2 separate regions of the Mus musculus genome follow, and region 2 is linked to region 1. The links are chromatin loops, found by intact Hi-C in ENCODE. Cell type or tissue: left cerebral cortex. All regions are shown on one strand.

The links. Peaks named below come from ENCODE experiments on the same cell type or tissue, not always from the same donor. Only the 100,000 strongest peaks of a DNase experiment are listed, where the experiment ranks them.
Region 2: it touches region 1 in a loop (2.1-fold over the local background); 4 of 42 quality-filtered maps call a loop at or near these places.

The regions. Positions count from the first base shown.
Region 1 is chr11:22,855,473-22,863,472 of GRCm38, forward strand. It overlaps B3gnt2 (UDP-GlcNAc:betaGal beta-1,3-N-acetylglucosaminyltransferase 2), which reads right to left and starts at 4,263. Exons shown (of 2, transcript NM_016888.5): 1 at 4,022-4,263. In left cerebral cortex, a CTCF peak has its summit at 4,633; DNase peaks (open chromatin) are centred at 1,259, 2,667, 3,216, 3,493 and 5 more places; H3K4me3 peaks cover 3,359 bases; H3K27ac peaks cover 2,949 bases.
Region 2 is chr11:22,933,718-22,941,717 of GRCm38, forward strand. All of the region lies in intron 2 of Commd1 (COMM domain containing 1), which reads right to left. Among named protein-coding and RNA genes, the nearest start is that of Zrsr1, 34 kb to the right of the region's middle. In left cerebral cortex, a CTCF peak has its summit at 3,874 (motif pointing right); DNase peaks (open chromatin) are centred at 2,930, 3,212 and 4,456.

The sequences.
Region 1 (8,000 bases):
GCTTGATGATAGGTACCCCCAAACTCACTGAGAATCTCAGCAGCCCAGGTATCATTCACTTTAATTTTCCTATCATCTCACATTGATAAAACTGAGGTTCAGGGAGACCAAGCAACTTACCCACCATCACACAGCTAGGGGCAAATCCAGCTTTCAAATCTCACGGGTTATAAAACACTACATATGCTACAGCAGATTCCAATTAACTGCAGGATAGAGAAAACCAATCTATGGTGAGCACCTTTAGAAAAGGGACAGAGATGGGCTGGCGAGATGACTCGGTGGTTAAGAGCACTGACTGCTCTTCCAGAGGTCCTGAGTTCAAATCCCAGCAACCACATGGTGGCCCAAAACCATCTGTAATGAGATCTGATGCCCTCTTCCGGTGTGTCTGAAGACAGCTACAGTGTACTTATATATCTGAGAGAGAGAGAGAGAGAGAGAGAGAGAGAGAGAGAGAGAGAGAGAGAGAGAGAAAAGAAGCACAGAAACCTAGTGAAACAGCTCAGGGTCTGACTGTGTAACATAAACAGAACCTCACACTGTGCCTCATCAACTAAAAGGAAAAGCTTAGCTAACAGACTCCAAGTTCATGCTCCTAACTATCTTACCTTAGCACAGCTCAGGGAGCCTTGCTATAGTCCTAGAACTGATCACCATGACTAATAAGTTTGTTTCTTAAAGGGAAAGAAATGAACAGCTACTAAGCAATATACATTGTTATTACACCAGAGTGAAGGCTCTACACAAACCTAGTTTTAAATGTAACAATGGAAAGTGGCAAGTATCAATTGCTTGGCTAATGGGAATTTCCCTACCAAATAAAAAAAAATTAAAAAAAATTAAGCCCTGCTGGAGGGAATGTCTATAGACAAACAGAAAATAATTTCAAATAATTTCTTACATTTACATAAGGAAATGTGGACACCTAACCTTACATAAATGTTAAAAATGTGCATTATATTGTAATCAGATACAATGTTGGCTCTCAAAGAGTTTGAATTTTGTTACAGTAATTAAGCCACATCAAGCAAACAAAGCAGGCAGCAAAAGAGTTAAAAAAAAAACCCAACACCACCACCACCACCAACAACAACAACAAAAAACTCACAGAAGGGGCAACATACAGTTGAAAGGAATAGAAAACTCAGTAGGAATAATGTTTCCAGTAGTAGCTGCCCCAGGAACAAATCCTCCACAAACAGTTGGTGCCTCATGCTTCCCACTCAGGCTCTGTTCAGACTGGCAAACTTCTCCAGCAGTGGCTAATGATGAAATCATTACATCAATTCTCAAAAAGCCTCACCTCACACATGCGCACACCTCTTATACAAACAGTAATTGCCTCTCCAGAGAGGAATACATTCATCCTACCATTTGAATATATTCAGCAAGTGCCCACTCCGTCCAGAAAGGGAAAAGAGACAGCCAGAGCTACATCTAGGGAGGGCAAGGTGAGGTGAGCTGGAGCGATGCACTATCTCCTTTACTGGACGACTTCAGTTGTTAGGTAATACTTATAGCTTTCAAATGAAGCGAGCCTCATTCAATTCACGATTTAATCCGTAATCACTAAAAAATGTCAGACAACTGATCATAATGATTTTTGACCCCAGAGCAATTACAGAAGACCAAAAGACCTCTATGATAATTTCTGAGTTTTGGTAATTTATGTACCACTATTTGTGTGTTATAACAGGTCGTATTACCAAATATTAGCTTTTAGACCAGCCTTTTAGACCAACCAGCATCATTTTTAGGTTAAGCAACAATGTTTGGATCTTGTTTCCTAATATAACCCTTAAAAAACCAAGCACACACATTTGAACCAACAGTATAGGGCAGAGTCAACAGTAAATTATCGGTTCCCCTTTCCCTTTTTAGCCTAACTGTACTATGTGAGAACAAGGGAAATCCAAATTATTTTAAAATTGTTTTTTGGTTTTCTGAAACAAGGTTTCTTTGTAACCCAGGCTGGCCTTCTGAACTCTGGCAATCCTCAGCCTCTGACTCTGAGTACTGGGATTAAAGGTGTGTGAACCACCATGCGATTTTTTTTTTAAGCAAGTATATCTTCAAAACCGTAAACCATCTCTGTGCTCAGGCCTTCAAAAGCAATGGGTTTGGGGTAAAGCAATTCATAAACAAATTATGTTTCTCTCAAAGACTACCTCTCCCTTAGGTCTTAAAAATCTACTATCTCTGTCGGTCAAGCTTGGGTGATTTCAGACTGGACAAATCTGACAAATCTGAACAGTTCCACCAGATGACTGGTTTTTGGCAAAGGTAAGCTGAGGCCACCAAGAACTTCGTTATGATCTCTATAAGCGCTTAAGCATCTTATTTGTCCTTAAAAACAATCTTACTGTCCAAGTATCCCATTCCCGAAACTAAATAGGGGATACAAGCCTCTTAAGGAAAAAAACATTGTCATTTATCAGCACGTGGCAGAGCAAGCCTCTAGAATGGACTCCTAAGTTTAGCAGAGAATCCGACATTTACACAAAAACACTAAATTAAGAACGGCAGGCTGAGTCCTGAGTGGGGAAAGCAGTATTCTACGCCGAGAAAGGAGTTCCAAGCAGATCTGCTGATAAACATATCTGTACACACTGCAAAGGCCGGAAATTATTCGGGCGAGTTCTACAGGGCTCCCGCACACTTCTTTGGTCTTAAAACCTAACCGTATAAAGAGCTCTAGGACCGGCGTAAAAACTCCCCGGGGTTCCATCAGCTTTCATAATCTCTATTCAAAAGAAACAGAAGTTGGACTAGAACAGGAGGGAAGTGACCGGCCTGCCCCTGAGCCGGTCCCCTATCAAGTGCGCGGTCCAAACCCCACAGAAGTGCGCTACGGCTGGGCCCCGGTCCCGCCCTCCTAGCTCCACTCAGGTCCAGTGGCCCTCTCATTAACCATCCCATCACTTTCCGAGGCACAAAGAAGTACCCTGGAAGAACCTGTAATAACACGAAGCCCATTTTCACCCATTGGCTTCGAAACCTGGAAAAAGCTACGGCTTGGCGGGGAGCGGAGGGGGCAGAAGAACAGGTTTAATCGTTTGAAGCAGTCAAGTTGGGAGACCACAGTGGGCAGGGGAGCGAAGGCCAGCCACCCTGTATTTGGGGCAGGAGCGAACATGGGGCCAGCCCAGGTTACCCAAGTGTGCATTACTTTTCAAGATGACCTCGCACGCACTATGACACTAGAGAGGAGTCTTCAGAGCTTCCTTCCCACACAAGACCCGGGAGCTCAGAGGACCCTAGGCGAGTGCATTTGAGCAGGTGCTAGGTGTTACGTCCCCAGAAGGGTCCCAGCCCCTCAGGTGCGCCCACCTGCCAGTCGCAGGGCCAGCTCCCCAGGCAGTCCTGAGTCTAGTTAATCATTCAACGCGGGCGGCGTGGAATATTTTTTAGAGGTCAACGCGAAAGGTTCTCCTGAAGTTTCACAGAAACCAGTCTTTGGGGACCCGAAGATAACAGTGCCAGCGGATGGGGGTGAAAAGCGGCAGCCAGCGGCTCACAAACACCTGATCTGCCCCTGCGGCACCCTAGACCAGCGCAGTGCGCGGGCGGGGCAGAACACCGCCCGCGACGCTCCCCCGCCGCCCAGGCCCGCACCTCGTGCGCGGGGTACAGCGCGGCTCAGGGTGTCGCTGCCCTCTCCCTGTGGGTGCAGGAAGAGCGGAGGTCGAGCAGGTGAGAAGGTCAGGAAGGAGGTGGAGGCCGGGAGACTGGGGAGAAGGTGAGGAGGCTGTAAAGGAGGGGAGAAGGACCAGGAGGTGAGGAAGCCGGACAGGAGAACGGAGACCGGTGAGGATATCCGGGAGGTGAGGAGGCCAGGGAAATGATGTGCGGAGGCCAGGAAAGTGAGACTGGGAGCGGTGAGGGGAACCCGATGGAACGTATGCGCAGACAACGCAGGAGCCACAGAAGAGCGGCGAGAGCGCGGGGCGCCCACACCGGCCGGAACTAGCGCGGCGGGGCGGGGATGCAGGGCCGGTGCCCACCCACCCGGCCCTACCTTGTCTAGGGACACCTCCAGCTCGGCGGGGCGGGGCGGAAGACCGCGGCCGCATCCACGTCCCAGCCGCTCTTGCGGCTCAGCCCCGCGACCGCCGCCGCTCTCGCTCCATGCGCAATGCGCGGACGGGCGGCCCGGCGGGGTCTGGGCGGCTCCGGCTCGCCTCAGCTCCAGCACTTGTTGCCGCGGCGGCCGCTGAGCCTTACTCTCGGCCCCGGCTCCTGGCACCGCCGCCCCCTGCCGCGTCCCTTCGGTCCCGCCCCCGCCCGATTCTCCAATCACACGCCGCGCCACCGCGCGCGTCACCGCCGGGAAGGCCGCGCTCCCGCCCCGTGGCCCAAGTTTGGGAAAGGCCGAACTCGAACCCTCCCGCCAGTTGGCGCCCAGGTCCCGCTGGGACTGCGCCCCCGGGCCCTTCCCGAGCTCTCCGCCCCTCGTAGCACTGAGAAAACCTAAGGCTTCACTGGAGCGCGCGGTGTCCAAAGATTACAGTCTCCCCCGCTCCGCCAGGAAGTAGCCTCCCCCAGAAAAACAGCTGAGACTTGAGTCCCAAACCCTGCTGAGATCCAGGGTCTAGTGTAAACTCTTCAGCTACCAGGGCGTGGCGCTTGGTGAGAATTTGCCAGCCAGCACTGGCATGTAGCTAAGTCTAGACGGCTCCGAGTGGCTTGTGAGCGGGATCCACGAGGGGAGGTGAGAAGAGGGAAACCCAAGTGCACCTGACCTTTGCTCTCAGCGTACATAGTAGCGGCAGCCACCTAGATAGATGCCCAAGGCCTGAGGGTGGTGCCTATCTGGCCTCTTCGGACCTTCAGGTTATGAAGCCATCAAAGACACGATGAGGTCTCCACGTGGTTCCACTCGGGTCTCAGGAAGTCAAGAATGCAAGATGCGGGAGGCGCTGGGTGCGGAGTTCGCTCGGCGACTTCAGAAGTTGGGCTTAGCAAGACATCTGAACGCTGAACCCCCGTGATGCCGCTGGACTGAGCACCAACCACACCCAAGCATGGATCACGCGGGACCCGGAACGGTCCCCCACCCCCAACCCAGCGCCTCCCCAGGCTCCCCAGAGCGCTACGTGCCAAGGTGAGGCCCAGGAAAAAGCCGGGGAGACCGGATGGAGAAGTTGCTCTAGTTTGTAGAGCTGGGTGGGCCGGCCGAGTCGGCACGCCCTCAACACCGAACCTAGAGCCTGGTCCCCACAACCTGGGACGCGCTTGGAAGCTGCTTCCTCTCCCCTCCATTCTTATTGCTAAGGCCTTCGGTCGACCCTCTGGAGATAATCACACTGAGAAGTTAACACTCTACACCTGTTTGCTTTTTTTTTTTTTTTTTTTTTTTTTCAGAAGGCTGTCAGATGGAGTTAGTCAAAGGGATGCCATTGACTTTCGAGCGCTGGAGATTGAATTTCAGCCAGCTCGACCAAGACCACGAAGTCTTACTTACAGCCGCAGAAAGAAGTAAGTGCGAGTTGTTTGGGTTGAGCGCAGAGCCACGTGTGTACGGTCATCCACAAGAAGGAATTCTGAGTCAGTGGTTCTGGAAATGTTAAGATTGACAATCTGCAGACCGATCTGTTCTTATGTTTGTCACTACGTTCCCAAACAACAACAACAACTTGGATTTTTATATGTTCACATAAACTGTTAACCACTGTCACTCTGAACAAGAAAGGAAGAGAAATTGTATGCTTTTCTTGACTCTGAGGAATTTTTTCCCACGATTATATTTATAATTCAGAAAGCCAATAAAAGAAGCAAATTAGAAGTTAGGTCTGTGTACTTGATTAACTGCAGACTGCCGTATTGATATTTAAACGTTGTGACGAGACAAAGCTGGATTCTTGGTGGGCATTTTGTTATTGTATTTCCCCCTTAAATGGCTCTCCGAAGCCACAGACATGCTTTCAAGGATTGCTAGGCAAGAAGTTTTGAGTAAAGTCAGCTGGCAAGCAACAGGGAAAGAAAGCTTGAGTCTTTCAGAGCTGCCAAAAGCTGCCCAGGCCATGTAGTTTTGTTTTTGTCTTTTTTTTTTTTAAAGGCGTTTTCTCCTTGGTGCCATTGAGTGCAGCTGGAAATGTTCCATCCAGCTTCCAGTGTGACTTTGGGGAAATAACTCAAGTGTTGGATTCCACACCCACTTAGCTGTCCTGCTTACTCTTAGGTTATGAGGGATTCATCATCGAAAGGCAGAGATAATACATTCAACAAATGTGCTGTCCAACCCAGGCGCAGACGACCAAAGAAGTGCTTAATAATTAAATAAATTAAAACTATTTCATTACAATTAAGATATAGACCAAAAGAACTGTAAGAAGGTAGGACCATTTTGAGGAGTCCAGGAAAAGTGCTTAGTTTTTCTATTGCTGTGGTAAAACACCATGACCAAAAGCAGCTGAAGAAGAGAGGGTTGGTTTGGCCGACAGTTCATAAAGGGAAACTGAGGAAAGAGCTGACACAGAGACAATGGAGGAACCCAGCTTACTGGCTTAGCCTGCTTTCTTATTCTACTTGGGGTGTGCTGGGCCCTCTCACACCACATGTAAAAAACAAACAAATGAACAAACAAACCTACAGACCTGTGGACAATCTGATGAAGGCGTTTCTCAGTTGAGTTTCCTCTTCCCAGATAAGTCTAGTTTGTGTCAAGTTGACAAAAAACAAACAAACAAAAATAAATAAATAAATAAAAATAAAAAAAACCACACACACCCCAGCTGCTTCTGGCTATAAGGGGAAGGTATCGAAATAAGCAGAGTTTGGATTTTATTCAATGAAACATTTGAAGTAGAAATTATATTCTAAAATTTGCATTGTGGGTAAGTCGTTCTCTGCCATATGAAGGATAGGGCAGGGGCACAGCTAGGGGGTGTCGGTCTATACAGCAGTAGAGAATGGACACCACCACAAGACTTAGCCACTCAGATGGTGAGGAATTCTGGAAAGTGCCTAAGTGGTACAGCTTCAACCAGGCAGATAGCCATTTCTGCATTGGGGAACCTGCCAAGATTCCAGCTTGGCCAGGGCAGGTGTGTGGCGCCTGTGAGATGCCCTTTTGAGCAGTTGAGTACTAGAGTAACTGGTGGCCCTGCGGCAATGAAATCCATAAGATAGTATAAGGGAACTTAGGGGTAGATAAATCAAGAGGGGCATGGACAGGGTGAGCTATCTCACAGAGGGACAGGATGACCAGTAGTGAGGCAGGGAGAAAAGTCAGTCAGCAGAGGGAACAGACACAGTGGGGGAGGCAGGAGGCAACAGCTCTTAAAATGGCAGAGACCCATGTGTGATGTGCTTGCTCTAGTGGCTTGAATGATGTTGGGATGTTTGCAGGTCATGACTGGTGGATCAAAGAATGGCCTAAGGAGTAAATGAGAGATGAAAAAAAGTAAGAACAGGGAAGAGAGAAATTGTATAATTATATTTTAACTTTTAAAAATTGAAGAAAAATCCCACGCAAATAAGAGCAAGAGCTATCACACACATATATGAATGATAGAAATGTGATAGGCATTATATATATATGTGTGTATATATATATATATATATATATATGAATGATAGAAAGGCACTGAGTCTAGGCAACTCATTTGACTGTGAAAAGTCAAAAAAAAAAAAAATAACCAGAGGCCTGGAGAGGTGGCTCAACTGTTAAGAGCACATGTTGCTCTTTTAGAGGACCCAGGATTAATTCCCAGTTGTTAGAGCAGAAGAGCAAAGAAGAACCTGGTCCACAGTGCCGGGTGATCAGAGAGAAAGGACAAGACATCAAGTCACTCAATAAGGGAAGGAGGTCAGGTCTCAAATCTGGGTGTGCGGAGGTGAACTTTAGGGCCACAGTAAGCCAGAAAGTGATGGAGTAGGGTAGAAGTGAACACCTAGAAGTGAGTGTTAATACCAACGCTGAGCTATTAAGTGTCAAGGTTAATGCATGGACCATTGGTGTGACTGAAGCCATCTAGGATGTGGGCAGGAATTAG
Region 2 (8,000 bases), 78 kb after region 1:
AATGGGCATGCAGATAGGATTGGTAAACAGAGCTATAACCAGTGAGGAGAATGAGATTCAGCCCCTTAGTGGTGGTGCATGCCAGCAACCCACACACAGGGAGTCTGAGGCCAGCCTAGGCTCCTGTACAGAGAACACAGAGTGAGTACCAGGCCAGACTGGGATACACAGTGAGACCCTGATCAAAAATAAAATAAAGATGCAGTAAATTTAGTTCTTGTATATATTATGAAGCCTAAGAGAGAGGAAGAGGCTCCAAATCATTTTTCAAACTACTGCTAGGTATGAGAGTTCCCATGGCTCGTCATCTTCATCAGCACTAGGAGGATCAATTTAATGGCTCTAGCCATGCCAATGGTAGATGGTGCCATTCCTCAATGGCCGATGCTGAGGAGGATCTCTGTATGTGTTTGCCAATCATGCATTTTCTTTGGTAAGTTCTGTATCATTGCCCATTTCGCCCTTTGCTTGCTATTATTGAATTTTGACAACTCCTTATGCAATCTAAATATAAATAGTTTATTATGTATATCCTCTGCAAATACTTTCTCCCTATGTTTGGCTTTTTTTTCTAATCCCCATAACAGCATAGCGAATAGATGTTTTCACTTTGATGACTGTTACTCATCTTCCCTGTGTTACAGTCCTAAGATCTAAGAAAGCACATCTTTTCACTAGCATAAAACACAATCACTCTGTTTATGAGCATAAAAGAACTGTTTCTTGTTTCATTGCTCATCATTTACATAGATATCTTGGTTTTCTTTGCCTAAGATCTTTTTCCCCTCTCCCTCTCCCTCTCCTTCCTCTCTCCCTCTCCCTGCCAAAGACACTATTAGGAGAAGGGAAGGACAAGCCCAGAAACTGGGGTAGACATTTAGGAGAGGCTTCATAATTTATGACCCCTTTGAACTGGCTGTTTTATGTGGTAAAGATTCATTTTCTAGCTATCACACAGATGGACAGCAAATTGTCTCACCTCCATTTCTTGAAAAGAATAATCATTTTCTATTGAATCATTTTCCATTGAGTCATCTTTGCGGAAAATCAATTGACCATGCATTCATGGAGCTCAATTTTGTACGCTAACCCCTCCCTCTCCTTCTCATCTTCCCTTTCTCCTTTAATTTTCACATCGCATTTACTTATCTGTATGTGGCGCATGCTACAGTGCATGGGTCGGAAGGCGACTTGCAGGTGTCAGTGCCACTGAGTGGGGCCCAGAGAACTCAGGCCCTCAGACATGGTCACAGGTGCCTTCATCTGCTAAGACATCTTGATCGCCCTCTTTCAGTTTTCTGAAACAGGGTGTCAGACTAGCCTCGAATTCACTAAGTAGTCTAGGCTTGCCTGAAACTCACAATTACTTTGTTTAAGCATCAAATACAGAGATTATAGGTATGGGCCAGCATGCATGGCATTATGTGCTTCTCACTAACTAGGATTTGAGAAAATAATCAACAATCTATTTATTATTCTTTCTCCCCACATAATACATAATATGTATGGGTATCAGGCTATTATGTATAGAAAATATTACTGTTAGGTCCCAGATCTTTCAGATGCTGCTCCAAAGGGATTTACGGACTTGACCACACCCGTACCCAGACGCAGCCTTTCTGTTCTCATAGCTCTCACAAGAGCTGCCTCGACTGCACTATGACCAAGTCCTTACAGACAGCAGAGCCCCAAACAGCCCAGTGCTACACTACCACAGTCTCCCCAATGCCTCCTCAGCCCAGATCTAGGAATGTTCCTGAGCCTTTAAACAGCCACTTCAGCCAGAAGTATAAATAAACATTGTGTTTCTAGGTCTACCTGAATGATATCAGATGACCTTGGACCATCTCCTACTCATGCACAGCCCCCTTGCCCTTACTCTCTCACCAGGGCCTTAAAAGAACAGAGTCTGCTCTGCTTGAGCAGGCTCAGCTTCATTGAAGACCTTGCTGTTTGTTCTGACAACTCTAATAAACCTTTTGCCTGATGGTCAATCTAATTCTCATTCATATTCATATTCTCCCCCACTCCCCGCCTCTCCAGCCCTAGAATCTAATAAGCATTACATTCTAGCACAAGTTCTATACCACTGATGACCCTGTTGAGCTTCGACCTGGGAAACCTAGCATATTACTACACACTTTAAGTTGGAGGAAGACTACAAGCTCAACAGCAGACCATTCTCTGACCGTGTCAATTGGCAGGTATCCTGCCCTGAGGCCAAGAGGAAAGGAGCAGGCAAAACAGTCCCGGAATTAAGTCCGACCTGGAGAGTTCGGTTTTTTACCTCCGTTTTTGTCTAACTGTACTTGTGTAAACCCTTTTCCTCATCAACTGTAAATATAAACATACAGTTTTCTCTCAGTTTTAGGTCTTCATTTCTGAGATATACTTTTATGGATTTCTGTTGTTAGTCTTCTTTTTAATTTTTTTTTAAATTGGAGTATGAGCCATGTACCTAGCAGTGAGTGAGGAAACATTTTGCCTTTTGTACTCAGAAGTCACATCCCTTCCAAGGCTCTCTGGGAATTGGAGCCTAACAAGAGCTGCTGAAGGTGAGATGGGGAAGTCCCTTGACTAAGCTACAGAAATTAGTTCATTCATGCTCATCTTTATATTTGGGAAATTAATGGTTAACATTGGCTCATTCTTACTTTGTTTAGAAAGCAAGTACTATTATTCAGTACTCTGCTGAGAGCAGTGGGTGTGGCAGCAACAGTAGGAGACTGAAAAGTTCGACCTTCTTTGCATCTGATATGGAGTTCAACTGAGGACTGCAGCAATAACATCAAATCTGTAGAGATTTCATCTTGATTTGCATCCCCATCAGTCATTATGTAAGGAAAGCACCTGTAGTCAAATTTCCCCTCCCCACCCCCGGGGTTAGGCATTTTCATAACCATGGAGACAGTTGCCCTTCCTCCTCCATCTACCTAATAGATATGTAAATGTTAAACAAAGCTCTCAGTAAGTGTCAGAGTGTGGGGGAGGAGTCTTACAAGTCATTTTAGGAAATAACTGTGAAATCAGAAATGATAAGTAATTCAAGAATCTACTGTGTTCTCTCCAATTTTATCTTTCAAAAGAAATAAGGACAAGTACTGTCATGTCAATTCAAATTAAACCTAAGTGATGTTAGTTTCATCAGCTATAATCAGCCACACTGAGTGGGAAATTCTGCTGCAGTTCTCTCGTGGGTGGTAAATGGAAAGATCCAGCACAGGCACCTGGGCACGCCAGCCCCCTTATACTGCAGCAGCTACTTCCTGTTCTTATTCCTCTCTTCTCTATTCCCTTTTGCAGCTTTTAAATTGTACTTTAGTAATTAAAGTGGGCAGCAGAATCCAAATCTCCACCGAGTTGTTTAGTTACAGCTATTGTTTCTCCTAAATTATTCCAGAAATATTGGAATCAAAGGCAACTTGGAGCTGCAGTTCTCTGTCACTGTTAAGGTGTTCAGAGTGCCCTTGCTGCACTTCTCTAGGGCGTGGCAACTGCAGGGGTAAATTAGTTTTGATTCATGTATTTTGAATCTTGGAAGTCTATTAATTAAATTAGATTTACCATATACTTGCCAGGTAAAATCAGAAAATATTTTTGCAATGGTGAGTTCTTCAACAATGGATGGATGGATGGATGGATGGATGGGTAGATAGATAGATGAGCCAGATGTGGTGGCGCAAGCCTATAATCCTCACAGTTGGGAAGCAGAGGTAAATCAGGAGCTACATAGAAAGGCTATTCTGAAATACATGACACCATCTTTTTATTTTTTTTAAATATTTATTTATTTATTTATTTAATGTATGTGAGAACACTGTTGCTGTCTTCAGACACACCAGAAGAGGGCATCTGATCTCATTACAGATGGTTGTGAGCCACCATGTGGTTGCTGGGAACTGAACTCAAGACCTCTGGAAGAGCAGTCAGTGCTCTTAACCACTGAGCCATCTCTCCAGCCCAGCATGACACCATCTTAAAAGTAATAGGTTTAATAATATTATCTTTGTTAAAGTAACTATAGTCATTAGTTTCTGAAATCACAATTACCAACATCTCCTGAAAGATACCTCTTAAAAATGTTGGATAAATAAAACACATATTTTTTTTTTAAATAGATGGAGAAGAAACACACACACACAAAGCATAAACCTAGAGGGCGGGGCCTGAAAATCAACAGTTCTTGATCACACATCTGAAGACCAAGCCTGGGGCCCATACACAATGGGTGATGGAGACACCTGCAGCTGGCAGACAGCATTCTCCTCAGCAAGAAGACTTAAAGTAAAGCTCAACCCAAAATCAAGAGTGCAGGAAGCAAAAATTGTAGCTATGAATGAGATTAAGGAGAGACAACTTAGAAACAACACAGATCTCCTCCGCACTGCACTAAAGGGATCGTCAGCCAAACACCGAAGAACAACATGTATTCCAGTCAGATGCTGAAAGATCCAAACACAATTCAAAGGAACAAAAATATAATCACCAAAGTCAGGTGGCTGTTCTAATCTCAAAGAAAAATGGTATAAATGCCCACACTGAAGTGGGAGTTTATACCAAAGAGATTCTTCATTTAATCTGTGAATAGAAAATCCAAACAAGCACACAGCCCAAATGTTTCATAGACAGTGCTCTAAGCAGCAAGGCTGCATTCAGGGATAGGGCTGTGAGTGCCTGCACGTGATAGTCTGACTCTGAGAAAGCCATCTGGGTCACTTCAATGTTTTAAGAGTTTCCACTCTGTACCTACTATGCTCTAGGCAAGTATCCTTTTATCATCTGTCAATATTAAAGTTAGTTGGTAATACTTGTTTGAAAAGAATAATTCAATATTTTGTATCAAGCTTCAAATAGATTAAATGACCACAAAACATAAGAAAATATGAAAATGTATTAATTCTACAAAAAGCTAAATGGAAATCAGAAAATATTATGTAGCTAAGGAACTATGTCTCAATTTCTCATCTGCAAAATGGTAATACCACCTTCTCTTCCCACTTCGAAAAAAGTATGAGGGTAGTAGAAAACAAAACAAAACCCATGAACTTAAATGTGTTACAAGATATAAGGAATTGGCCAAGTAACATTTTTAAAGAAAACAGAACACAGACATAAATCAAAAAGAAAAAAAAAAGTTTATATGATCTGTCCTAGACCAGTTGGTTATGTAAAATTAAAAATGTCTTTTCAAAGAAGATGCTGCACACCAGCACTGAGAGCTAATGCTCACTGGTGCACTGTATTTCCGCAGTGCTCGTGGGCAGAAGCCTGGCCTACTTCTCTGCTGTACTATCTTTGGGAGGCAGTGGTGGCCACTTTCAGGTCAGAGGTCAGATCTATCTACTGTTCAGTGTAGTACTGTTCTGGCCTGGACTCAGAGTACCCCTCCTGTTAACACCCAAATGTGAGCCACATCACTCTAGTATAAGCAGGCTCCGCCAAATGGTGCAGATGCAAACCAACTGCTACCAGGACTGATAAAGCCACTTTTTTTTTTTTTTTTTTTTTTTTTTTTTGCAACAGGATTTCGCTGTGTGTAGCCCTGGCTGTCCTGGGACTCATTTTGGAGGCCAGGCTGGCAGGCTGGCCTTGAGCTCACAGAAATCTGCCTGTCTTTGCCTCCTGGGCACTGGAACTAAGGGTGTGTGCCACCACACCTAGTTAAAGTCACTCATTTCATTTTGCTCCTAACTGGTCTCTACTGGCATCCCAGTTCTCCTATGTACCAACTCTGAGGCCAATATAAAAATCACAAAAGTTAGGTCCCAGATTTAAGCTTATAAATTATGATTTATGATAACAGAGAAGAAAACAACAGCTTGATGTAAATAAAATGTGCCAAGTTCTGAAACATTTGGGTATGTACAGTTTCCCTCACAGACATATTCTACCAGATACAAAAATCTAGAGATCCATAGGTATGTTCCTCATGTTGGAAAAACAACTCGAAAGTGCAGTTCTCAAATAAAGGAAGCCAGGAGTAGTCCAGGTATGATGTGACTCAACCAATGTCAAAGCAGGTGTGTCTCTTATGGTCTGCTGCTGCCGCCTTATAATGTGAGTGCGGCTGGTAGCTTTACTTTACTGTACTAGCAGGTAGAGGTGACACAACAGTCCAGGCAGCAGTTGTACTGTGAGCAATGCTGCCCAGAACACCGAACGAAGCCCTTCACAACCTCATCATCATAGCCCTGCCTCTCCCTGTCTCTCACTCTCAAACAAGCTGTAATTTTTCACTGTTGTTTACCTTTAATGAAACTCAAGTAACTTGGGCCTAAAAGTTGACTAGACTACTTAGAAACAAATTTTATTGGTTGGGTGCACACATGCTTTGGAAGAGTGAGACTGCAGCACCCACAATCCTGTGCTGTTTCCACTTCCCAGGAAGGACTACTTCTCATTTTTCACTGAGCTATCTATTTTGTTCTTCTGTTGTTGAAACTGAAATTCTATGGATTTATCACAAGGGTGTTTCACCATTAACACAAAAAGGCCACAAGAGGCTCAATAATACAGTTCCCAGCACCACAAAACAAGTGGAATTTAACATTAATGTAATCTAACATTTAAAAAAGTCCACCATACTACTAGCAGGTTTATAGATAAAGCCATATGACAGTGCTGCTAAAACTTACAGTTCAATGAACATGCACATTTCTGGAGTTTTAGATGAAAATAAAAAGTTAAACAGGGGTCGGGCGCGGTGGCGCACGCCTTTAATCCCAGCACTTGGGAGGCAGAGGCAGGTGGATTTCTGGGTTCGAGGCCAGCCTGATCTACAAAGTGAGTTCCAGGACAGCCAGGGCTATACAGAGAAACCCTGTATCAAAAAACAAAAAACAAAAAAAAAGTTAAATGGACCTAGAAGTTACAAAAAAAACTTTGGTATAAGGACTGATGATAGTTTAGATCTCTCTAGACCTATGCTCCAGCTCTCTAGAATACGATGCATCTAACTCTACTTTCTGATAATGGATTGTAAACACCAAGATTATCTGTGTTTAGATTTGACCAAAGAAATGGTGACCATATATGTTTAACTTATCTCCCACAAAGGAAAGCTTTAAGAACTACAGATTCAGTATAGACTGGATCTATTTACCAACTTAATCTAATTGACAACTCCATAAAATCTATCAAAGCTGTTCCTTAGTATCTATGGGAGGTTCGTTTGTTCGGAGTACCTAGACACCAAATCCATAGATGTTTCAAGTCTCTCATAAAATAGCGCTGTACTTGTATATAATCTATGCACATCCTCTGGTATAGGATGTTTTAAATAATCTCTAGAGTTTTAAAGGATTTGTTTATTTTGTGTATATGGATGTTTTATCTGCATGTACACCTGCACCTCAGAAGAGGGCATGGGACCACAGTTACAGACGGCTGTGAGACACCATGTCGGTGCTGCGAATTAAACTCAGGACCTCTGGAAGATCAGCCAGTGCTCTTAACCACTTGAGCCATCTCTCCAGCCCTTAAAGATTTTTTTTTAAGACAGAGAAAGAGAGAATGGGGGGTGGGGGTTAAGAAAGAGAGCGAGCGAGAGATCGAGAGAATACATATGTGAGTGTTGATGCCCATGGACACTTGAGTAATCAAGAGCTCCCTGGAGCTGTAGTTACAGGCAGTTGTAAGCAGCCTGATACAGGTACTGGGTATCAGGTCCTGGGCAAGAACAGTACATGCTGTCAGCCACTTTCCTGCCTGTCCCTGGATTCCTTACAAGACCTAAGACGATGTATATTACACATAAATAGTTGTTAGATCTTATTACTTGGGGAATAAAAGTGGGGAGGGAAGCCTGGATATATTTAATACTGTTTTTAAAAAGATTTATTTTATTTTTATTTTATATGTGAGAATGTTTTGCCTATGTATGTGCATGCACACCATGTGTTTGCTTGGTGATTGCAGAAGTCAGGAGAGGGCATCAGGTCCCCTGGAGCCCTATTTATAACCTAATAGTTGTGAGCTGCCACAGGGGTGCTGAGACTTAA